2 separate regions of the Homo sapiens genome follow, and region 2 is linked to region 1. A link is an interaction called in ENCODE POLR2A ChIA-PET data of the cell type or tissue named here. Cell type or tissue: HepG2. All regions are shown on one strand. Links, peaks and the distances in the headings refer to the core of each region. The heading gives the core; the rest is flanking DNA.

Region 1 (5,367 bases), core at 254-5,253:
ATAGCAGCTTTCTAGAAAATTGCAGAGTACCATAATCACCAACATACTGGCTTCATGAAATAGGAAGGCTCATCTCCCTCCACATTCAGAGCAAACCTTAATTTTTTCTCTGGCTTCAGTTTTTATTTTCCCTGTTTTCCTTGAAGAACTTCCCATGTGATCACATTTATGATGCACATACATAAAGTTGAAGAGATTAGCTCTGAAAAAAGAACTATTAAGCCATTTATCACTGGATCATTACACCTAATGGACTTTAATCCCTCAGCAACCACTAAAGCTTACATTATTTAGCTAAATACTTTATTACAACACTACAAAGCAGGGATTTTATCAGCTGTAGAAGCTGCTGTTGTAGGTGTGATCGTTTTTGGAAAATTAATCCCAAACTTCAAGCACGTTCAAGCATAAACCTGTTAAAGATTCAGAGTAGGATGTACACCCTTCAAATGAAAAACAAATTTTGTTTTTAACAGAGACAGGGCCTCGCTGTGTTGCCTAGGCCTGTCTTGAACTCCTGGGCTCAGGCAATCCTCCCGCCTCGGTCTCCCAAAGTGTTGGAATTACACGAGTGAGCCACTGTGCCCAGCCTACCCTTCAAATTTAAACTTATTCTTTTAATATCCAAGGTCACAGAACTGGTGCAAGAGATTGTCATACTCCTGCTTTAAGCCCATATAAGTATCTTAAAAGCTACGGAAGGAAGTTGCTCAGGGGATCTTGTTCCAGTTCTTACTATGAAAGCAGGACAATAAGAGTCATTTATACATTATTATTATTGTTATTATTATTATTATTTTTTTTTTTGAGACAGAGTCTTGCTCTGTCGCCCAGGCTGGAGTGCAGTGGTGCGATCTCGGCTCACTGCAACCTCTGCCTCCCGGGTTCAAGCAATTCTCCTGCCTCAGCCTCCTGAGTAGCTGAGATTACAGGCGCCCGCCACCACGCCCAGCTAATTTTTTTGTATTTTTAGTAGAGACGGGGTTTCACCATGTTGGTCAGGCTGGTCTCAAACCCCTGACCTTGTGATCCACCCGCCTCGGCCTCCCAAAGTGCTGGGATTATAGGCGTGAGCCACCGCGCCCGGCCTATTATTATTGTTTTGAGACAGTCTCGCTCTGTCGCCCAGGCTGGAGTGCAGTGGCGCGATCTCGGCTCACTGCAAGCTCCGCCTCCCGGGTTCACGCCATTCTCCTGCCTCAGCCTCCTGAGTAGGTGGGACTACAGGCGCCCGCCACCGTGCCCGGCTAATTTTTTGTATTTTTAGTAGAGATGGGGTTTCACCATGTTAGCCAGGACGGTCTCAATCTCCTGATCCACCCACCTCGGCCTCCCAAAATGCTGGGATTACAGGTGTGAGCCACTGTGTCCGGCCCATTTATACGTTATTTTACAGATGGGGTCTTGCTATGTTGCCCAGGCTGGTCTTGAACTCCTGGGCTTAAACAATCCTCCTGCCTCAGCCTCCCAAAGGGCTGGGATTACAAGTGTGAGCCACTGTGCCCAGCCAAGAATAATAGATTACTAATTCTATCAAGCTAACAGTCTCATCAGACATTCAGACAAAAATGGCATGTAGTTCAACAAGGGCTGACAGACATGGGCAAGGCAGGCGAGGGGCCCATAAGCTTACTGCTACAGGGTATCGGAAGGAATATGGAAATAGAAGTTTCTTGAAGAAATTCAGAACACATAAATTACTTTTTTTTTTTTGAGTCAGGGTCTCACTCTGTCACCCAGGGTAGTGCAGAGACCAGCCTGGCCAACATGGCGAAAACCCATCTCTACTAAAAATACAAAAATTAGCTGGGCGTGGTGCCGCATACCTGTAATCCCAGCTACTCAGGAGACTAAGGTGGGAGGATCGCTTGAACCCGGGAGGCAAATGTTGCAGTGATCACAGCTCACTGAAGCCTGGAACTCCCGGGCTCAGTGACCCTCCTGCCTCAGCCTCCTGACTGGCTGGGACTGATATGGGAGGGGGGCAGGGAACTGCTGTGTAGAGAAAGGCGGGTCCCTGGGTAGGGCTTCACCCTTGGGCCTGTGTCCACTGACCCAGGTGAGGACAAGCACTCCCGCCTTCGCGCCCAAATGTTGCATTTTCCAAGACCACCCTGGTTTGCCACGCCCCCCAGCCTGGGCCTATAAAAACCCAAGACCCTAGCAGGCAGACACATAAGCAGCTGGATGTTGTCAGGAGTATGCCGGCGGAAGAGCAGCCGACAGGCATCGGCATGCCATCGACCAGTGCAGAAGGACACGGACTTTGGCCAGAGCAGCTGGTAAAGAGGTGGGCCTCTGAGTGGCCTGACTCCAGGGGAAAACCATCTCCCTTCTGGCTCCCAACCTGCTGAGAGCTACTTCTACTCAATAAAACCTTGCACTCATTCTTAAAGCCCACGTGTGATCCGATTCTTCCAGCACACCAAGGCAAGAACCCGGGATACAGGAAGCCCTCTGTCCTTGCGACAAGGTGGAGAGTTTAACTGAGCTGGTTAACACAAGCCGCGTATAGACAGCAAACTAAAAGAGCACCCTGTAACACACGCCCACTGGGGCTTCAACTGTAAACATTCATCCCTAGACACTGCCCTGGGGTCGGAGCCCCGCAGCCTGCCCATCTATATGCTCCCCTAGAGGTTTGAGTAGCAGGGCACGGAGGAAGCGAGCCACACCTCCATCGCACGCCCTGCGAGGGGAACAAGGGAACTTTTTCCGTTTCAGGACCACAGATGCATGCCACCACTAGTCAGGCTAATTTAAAAAAAATTTGTGTGTGTGGAGAAGGGGTCTCCCTATATTGTCCAGGCTGGTCTTGAACCCCTGGCCTCAAGTGATCCTCCCGACTCAGCCTCCCAAAGGGCTGGGATTACGGGTGTGAACCACTGTGCTGGGCCTAAAAACTACCTTTTGTTTCAGACTATAACCACAGCAGAATTCCGCCAGGTTTCTTTTTCAAATCCATTCAATAAATTATAGACAAAGATAACACTGGCTATACAATTTAGCAATATGGGTCCATCTCCTGAAGAAACACGCATTGTTACATTGCTGGGCTGGGCAGGGCATGGTGGCTCATGCCTGTAATCCCAGCACTTTGGGAGGCTGAGGCGGGCGCAACACCTGAGGTCAGTAGTTTGAGACCAGCCTGGCCAACATGGCGAAAACCCATCTCTACTAAAAATACAAAAATTAGCTGGGCGTGGTGCCACATGCCTGTAATCCCAGCTACTCAGGAGACTAAGGTGGGAGGATCGCTTGAACCCAGGAGGCGAATGTTGCAGTGAGCTGAGATTATACCACTGTACTCCAGCCTGGGTAACACAGCAAGATTCTGTCTCAGAGAAAAATAAATAATAAATTGCTTGAGCTGGGAGTGTTTTACCTTAGAGTACAGCACTGCAGCTCCTGTGTAATCTTTCTCCTGAAATTTTTTGTTTCCTTCTTCTCTGTAGAAAAGAGGAGCGTCCGAGTCCTTTCCCACCAAGTAACCTTTAGAAAGTCTTTTTAGAAACAGCTCATCCTCAGGTCTGCATGAAGAAAGGAGGAAACAAAGTAAGCAGAAATGTGTTATTTCAAGGAAAGCTCTAAACCATTGCCCTCAAAACAAGAAAGTGGGCCCGCAAAACATTTCACACACATGAGGATATGTACATTGTGCAATGTGATTAGAGGAAAGAAATCTCATAGTCTCAGAGACACAGGGACCAGAATTTTTTGAGACAGGGTCTCACTCTGTCACCCAGGCTGGAGTGCCGTGGTGCCATCTCCACTCACTGCAGCCTTGACTTCCCAGGCTCAGATGATTCTCCCACCTCAGCCTCCTGAGTAGCTGGCACTAATTGGGAGGATGTGTGCCACCAGGCCTGGCTAATGTTTGTACTTTTAGTAGAGGTGGGGTTTTGCCATGTTGCCCAGGCTGGTCTTGAACTCCTGGGCTCAAATGATCAGCAGAATTTCTTTTTTTTTTTTTTTTTTTTTTTGAGATGGAGTCTCACTGTCACCCAGGCTGGAGTGCAGAATCATGATCTCGGCTCGCTGCAACCTCCGCCTCCCTGGTTCAAGTGATTCTCCTGCCTCAGCCTCCTGAATAGGTGGGATTACAGGCGCCCATCACCAGGCCCAGCTAATTTTTGTATTTTTAGTAGAGAAAGCATTTCACCATGTTAGCCAGGCTGGTCTCGAACTCCTGACCTCAAATGGTCCACCTGCCTCACCCTCCCAAAGTGCTGGGAATACAGGCGTGAGCCACCGCACCTGGCCAGAATTTCTATTTAGAGGACTGAAGGCTAATTTTTTATTCTTTATCTCATAATTATTGGCCAACGAACCATCCCTCGGATCATACATCATAAAAGATTTTTTTTTTTTGAGACAGAGTTTCGCTCTGTCACCCAGGCTGGAGTGCAGTGGTGCAATCTCAGCTCACTGCAAACTCTGTCTCCTGGGTTCAAGTGATTCTCCTGCCTCACCCTCCCGAGTAGCGGGGATTACAGGCATGCACCACCACGTTCAGCCAATTTTTGTATTTTCAGTACAGGCAGGGTTTCACCATTTTGGCCAGGTTTGTCTTGAACTCCTGACCTCAAGTGATCCGCCTGCCTGGGCCTCCCAAAGTGTTGGGATTACAGGCATGTGCTACTGGGCCCAGCCAGGATCTTGAGTCTGGAAAATGAGACTAATATATGGTGTCTTTTGAATCAAGGAGTATTCTCCACTTCAACTGCTGAAAATACTTGAGTGGCTGACAGAAGAGAGATAATGAGAATGAATCATAAAGTAAATGTAGTAAAACGTTAACACTTGCGAAATTTGGAAGAATTCACCAATTCTTTGTACTTTTTTTTTTGGAGACAGAGTCTCACTTTGTTGCCCAGGCTGTAGTGCAGCACTGGCACGATCTCGGCTCACTGCAACCTCCGCCTCCTGGGTGCAAGTGATTCTTGTGCCTCAGCCTCAGGAGTAGCTAGGAGTGTGAGCCACCACGCCCAGCTAATTTTTTGTATATTTAGTAGAGATGGGGTCTCATCATGTTGCCGAGGCCGGTCTTGAACTTCTGAGCTCAGGCAATCTGCCCACTTTGGCCTCCCAAAGTGCTAGATCACAGGTGTGAGCCACTGTGCCTGGCCTCTTTATACTATTTTTGCAAGTAAGTCTGAAATTATTTCAAACTAAGAAGTTTAAGAAATAAATATACAAATGCTCTACAAAATTAATAAAGCTGAACTAATACATAAATATAGAGACATATACACATACTAACAAAAAATATACCTATTTTCCAATAAAAAGAAATAATATAGAATAACCTAGACTATTCTCTTTGACTATAATGCCATAAAGTAAAATATGAATAACAAAAGTAGA
Region 2 (5,367 bases), core at 252-5,251, 75 kb before region 1:
TGGGTGATAGCAGCCGCCTGCCATCTTCCCTGTCTCAGGACCTCTCCCACTCCTATCCAGGTGACATCATCCGGAAAATCATCCCCAACCACGAGCTGGTTGGGGAGCTGGCGGCGCTGTACTTGGAGAGCATCAGCCCCAGCAGTCGCAACCCTGCCAGCGTGGAGCCCACCATGCCCGGCACCGGGCCCGAGTGGGACCCCCATGGTGGGGGCTGCCCTCAGGATGACGGCCACTCAGGGACCTTTGGGAGCGTCCTGGTGGGGAACCGCATTCAGATCCCCAATGACTCTCGGCCTGAGAACCCCGGACCACTGGGCCCCATCTCGGGGGTGGGTGGCGGGGGCCTGGGCAGCGGGAGCGACGACAACGCCCTGAAGCAGGAGCTGCCGCGGAGCGTGCACGGGCTGAGCGGAAACTGGCTGGCGTACTGGCAGTACGAGATCGGCGTGAGCCAGCAGGATGCCCACTTTCACTTCCACCAGATCCGCCTGCAGAGCTTCCCGGGCCACTCGGGGGCCGTCAAGTGCGTGGCACCCCTAAGCAGCGAGGACTTCTTCCTGAGCGGCAGCAAGGATCGTACCGTGCGCCTCTGGCCGCTGTACAACTACGGCGACGGGACCAGCGAGACGGCCCCACGCCTCGTCTACACCCAGCACCGCAAGAGCGTCTTCTTCGTGGGCCAGCTTGAGGCCCCGCAGCACGTGGTGAGCTGTGACGGGGCTGTGCACGTCTGGGACCCCTTCACAGGTGAGCGGGCCCAGGTGAGGCCTGTTCTCTTCCTGCTCCTGCGCCCCACCAGGCCTCCAGGAAGGGGGCCCGAGGGTGGGGCTGTAATGCTGCGGAGTTTGGGGAGACCCAGCGAGGCCGCCTAGGAGAACAGTTAGGGCTTCGAATCTGTTAGACTTGAGTCTGAATTGGCTCCACCGGCTTACTTGCTGAGTGACCTTGAGCAAGTTCCTGCTGCTGGAAGCGTCTCCTTTCCCATCTATAAACTGAGAATCAGAAAAACTGGCGTAGAAGATAACACACAGCCGGGCGCAGTGGCTCACGCCTGTAATCCCAGCACTTTGGGAGGCTGAGGCGGGTGGATCACGAGGTCAGGAGATCGAGATCATCCTGGCTAACATGGTGAAACCCCGTCTCTACTAAAAATACAAAAATTAGCCGGGCGTGGTGGCGGGTGCCTGTACTCCCAACTACACAGGAGGCTGAGGCAGGAGAATCTCTCAAACTCAGGTGGCAGAGGTTGCCGTGAGCCGAGATCGCACCACTGCACTCCAGCCCGGGCAACAGAGCGAGACTCTGTCTCAAAAAAAAAAAAAAGAAGAAGATAACACATGTAGGGTTTTGGCTTCATGTGTAGCAGATATTTGGTCAATGGTTGCTTATTTTTTGGCGTCACCATAGGGAGAAATATGGTTAAAAGGGGGAAAGGGATGGTGTCGGGGAAGACAGAGGGAGGTGGCATTGGGTCAGCAGCACTGTGCAGAGAGAGGAGGTTGCTTTGGGGATGGGAGCCTGGCCGGGCCATGGAAGCAGGAAGGTGGGAGAGTCAAGAAACATCTTTAGGCCGATGCAGTGGCTCACGCCTGTAATCTCAGCACTCTGGGAGGCCAGGAGTTGGAGACCAGACTGGCTGACATGGTGAAACCCCATCTCTACTAAGAATACAAAAAAAGGCCGGACGCGGTGGCTCACGCCTGTAATCCCAGCACTTTGGGAGGCCAAAGTGGGTGGATCATGAGGTCAGGAGATCGAGACCATCCAGGCTAACATGGTAAAACCCCGTCTCTACCAAAAATACAAAAAATTAGCCAGGCGTGGTGGCGGACGCCTGTAGTCCCAGCTATTCGGGAGGCTGAGGCAAGAGAATTGCTTGAACCTGGGAGGTGGAGGTTGCAGTGAGCCGAGATTGCACCACTGCACTCCAGCCTGGGCGACAAAGCGAGACTCCATCTCAAAAAAAGAGAAACATCTTTAGCATTTTCTAAGGATCCCTGGGGGACGGGAGGCAGGTGTGCGGTGAGTTGGGGGATTAGAAGCTCCCAGGGCTCTTCCGTCAGCTGCTGGGACCCCAGATCCACTGTGACTTTCCTTCCCAGGGAAGACCCTTCGCACAGTGGAGCCGCTGGACAGCCGGGTGCCCCTGACTGCGGTGGCTGTCATGCCCGCCCCCCACACCAGCATCACCATGGCCAGCTCTGACTCTACCCTGCGCTTTGTGGACTGCAGGAAGCCTGGTCTGCAGGTCAGGGGGGTCCAGTTCCCTGAGCACTCGCCTGGTTCTCTGGGGACCTGGCAAGGAGGAGAGACTCCCCAAAAACAGAAAGCCAGGATGTTGTTCTGGGGCCCTAGTTAGTTTCTCTTTGGTGCTAGATCACCCACAGCCACACATCCTGCGGGGCAGGACTCTGGCCTGTGATGGGGGTGGGGTTCTGGGCTTTTCATGCCCCCTGATGAGGGTCAGAGGCTCAGGCCTTCCTGCTGTGTGGGCTTGGGTGGTGGGCAGGGCCTTGGGGAGTGTGAGATGGGAAGGTGGTGCCTCAGCTCAGCCGCCCTCTCCCTGCAGCACGAGTTCCGACTGGGCGGTGGGCTGAACCCTGGGCTTGTCCGTGCCCTGGCCATCAGCCCCAGTGGCCGTAGTGTCGTGGCCGGCTTCTCCTCAGGCTTCATGGTGCTCCTGGACACCCGCACAGGCCTGGTTCTGCGAGGCTGGCCAGCCCACGAGGGGGACATTCTGCAGATCAAGGTGACGGGCCGGGTCTCCCTCCCCTTGCTGCCCAACCCCCGCCCCTGTCCAGCCATCACCCCTGCTTAGGGTCTGCCTGCCCGGGTTCAGGCTCGAACTGGTCTGTCTTATATACCTGGTCCAGGACTAACTGGGCAGGGAGGGTAGCCCTCTCGGTCCACCTTGGGAGCCAGTTGCACTGCAGGGGTCTCAGCAGGAGGCAGGCCATGGGGGCGGGAGCCACGGGGCAGTGGGGCGGGAGCTATGGGGCAGGGCTGACCCTGTTGCTCATGGCGATGTTCTAATGAGTAACCCTTGTCCATATTTGTCTTGCTTGGAGGATCAGGGGTCAGGCCCTGTCCGTGACCTAGTTCAGGTTAAATAAAGCTGAGCTGGGAGGCTGTTTACTGCCTGTAGACCGCTGAGCAGAGTCCATGGCCCTGCCGGGCTGCCCTGGCTGGGGGCAGGAGCACGCCTGGGCATGGGGATCCTGTCCCCGTCTCCTTCCCCTCCCCCTCCCTCCATTCTCAGTCACAGGCCTCGGGGAGCTGCTCAGGGAGGCCCAGGAGGGGAGGAACAGGGCTTCGTGTGGGAGGATTTCTGCAGGCAGCTGGGACTTTCCTCCCCAGCTTGGCTGGAGGCCAGGAGTCTTGCATTGCCCTGCTGACAGCAGGCTGTCGCTGGCTCCCTCCAGAGCCCCAGGGAACCCTCAGCTCAAGGTGCCCCCAAATTCTAACTTTCCAAGAAAGTGTCAGGAGGGCTCTGGGGTCAGCCTGGGTGTTAATCCCAGCTCTGCTGCTTGCTGGCCCCATGACCTTGGTATGGTTACTTCACTTCTCTGAGCCTCACTTTTCCTGTTTGTGAAATGGGGACAATGGCAGCATCCACCGCATAGGGTTGTTACGAAGGTCAAGGTCGTCACGTGCACGCCTGGCACCATGCCTGTGCGTAGTTCTCAAGTTAGAGTGACGACTGGGTTACGGATGCTGAGCGTATTAAAATGAACCAACGTGAATATGGTGTGTGTGGGAGGGTGGCGGCTTGTCACCCACCCAGGACGGCCTGTCTCCCTGGAGAGAAACTGCGGAGGGAACTGGGAAGGCCTTGGGGCCCAAGGGTATGCAGAAGGACCCAGGCTCCTGCTGAGGCTCTCCTCTCCCGGGACAGGCGGTGGAGGGCAGCGTCCTGGTCAGCTCCTCCTCTGACCATTCCTTGACCGTCTGGAAGGAGCTGGAGCAGAAGCCCACCCATCACTACAAGTCAGCATCCGACCCCATCCACACCTTTGACCTGTACGGCAGCGAGGTGGTCACTGGCACCGTGTCCAACAAGATTGGCGTCTGCTCCCTGCTTGAGCCACCCTCGCAGGCCACCACGAAGCTCAGCTCTGAGAACTTCCGCGGCACGCTCACCAGCCTGGCCTTGCTGCCCACTAAACGCCACCTCCTGCTGGGCTCAGACAACGGGGTTATCCGCCTCCTGGCATAGACTGAGGCAGGAGCTGGCCGGGCAAGGGTGGGAAGACATCTGCGGGCGCGTGTCCACTCACCCTGTTCCCTGAGCAGCAGCTCCCTCCAGGGAGGCCCTGGGTCCCACGCCCTGGGTGCCCACATGGCCTGCCAACTAGGGCCTGCAAATGGAGTGGGGGAGTCCTGGCCCCTGAATCACCAGAGCCACCAAGCCTGCCAGAGGGGTCTCATTCATGGCTTGGGGACACAGGGCTCCTAGCAAGCAGGAAGTTAAGAGCAGGAGGAAGCGTTGCTACCTTCACTTCTCCCCAGCTCTGCCCTCTGGGTCCACATGAGGACAGGGAAGCTCGGGAAGGGGAAGGGAGACTGGCCCTGCCCAGCCGGTCTCTAGCCCCTCAGCCCCCGCTGGGCACTCTCTGTCCCATCCCTCTAGGACAGGGAAGCTGGCCTGGTCCAGGGCACTGATGGTGCTTGGATTCCAGCCTAAGGAAGGCTGGCCGTGGTCCAGGAGTTAAGGGCTTGGGTCTGGGGTTTAAGTGGCCACCCATCCAGGCCCTGGCCAGTGTGGGACCGGGACGGGAAGGAAGAAGGAGGCTAGGAGCAGGGGGAAAAGGTGCACTTGGCCAGTGGCGCCTGCCAGGAGTGAGTCCATGCGTTGTCTGCCCACCCCTACCACAGTGTTTGTGCCTTCAGCTGAGGGGGCAGCCTCTGGGCCCTGAACCCCTGCTGGGGCTCCACGACCCTGAGAGAAGGGGTGAGAAGAATCATCTCTGCACCTCGGGTCTCTGCCAGAGGAAGACTTAAGCATCCCTGCGACCTCACATTCTAGACAGAGATGAGGTCCAGGGGTTGGCCCCTGCTGCCTTCTCACAATTTGCAATAGATGTAAATAGGACCAATAAATCCTTTGGAAGAGCCATGGGGTGAACTGAGGCTTGTCTTTTTTTTTTTTTTCAATAGAGATGGAGTCTGACTATGTTGCCCAAGCTGGTCTCCAACTCCTGGGCTCAAGCGATCCTCCTGCCTCGGCCTCCCAAAGTGTTGGGATTACAGGCATGAGCCACCACGCCCAGCCTGAGGCTTATCTTGCTGGTGGTGTCAGGGTGGGGAAAGTCGAGACCCAGCAGTTTCCAGGACAGTGAGGGTGGGAAGGGGCCTGATGGAGGG

What was found. Peaks named below come from ENCODE experiments on the same cell type or tissue, not always from the same donor. Only the 100,000 strongest peaks of a DNase experiment are listed, where the experiment ranks them.
Region 2: POLR2A ChIA-PET joins it to region 1 with 12 read pairs; 14 of 35 experiments call an interaction of 5 or more read pairs at or near these places.

The regions. Positions count from the first base shown.
Region 1 is chr17:1,808,586-1,813,952 of GRCh38, forward strand. It overlaps SMYD4 (SET and MYND domain containing 4), which reads right to left. Exons shown (of 11, transcript NM_052928.3): 3 at 3,386-3,530. Among named protein-coding and RNA genes, the nearest start is that of SMYD4, 19 kb to the right of the region's middle. In HepG2, for the core only: no CTCF peak of the experiment used is centred there; a DNase peak (open chromatin) is centred at 2,236.
Region 2 is chr17:1,733,467-1,738,833 of GRCh38, forward strand. WDR81 (WD repeat domain 81) reads left to right here. Exons shown (of 10, transcript NM_001163809.2): 7 at 61-750; 8 at 2,106-2,251; 9 at 2,573-2,752; 10 at 3,899-5,119. The coding sequence ends at 4,219. Among named protein-coding and RNA genes, the nearest start is that of SERPINF2, 6.7 kb to the right of the region's middle. RefSeq lists enhancers at 1,895-2,412, 2,413-2,928 and a silencer at 3,169-3,463. In HepG2, for the core only: no CTCF peak of the experiment used is centred there; DNase peaks (open chromatin) are centred at 2,515, 3,135 and 3,595.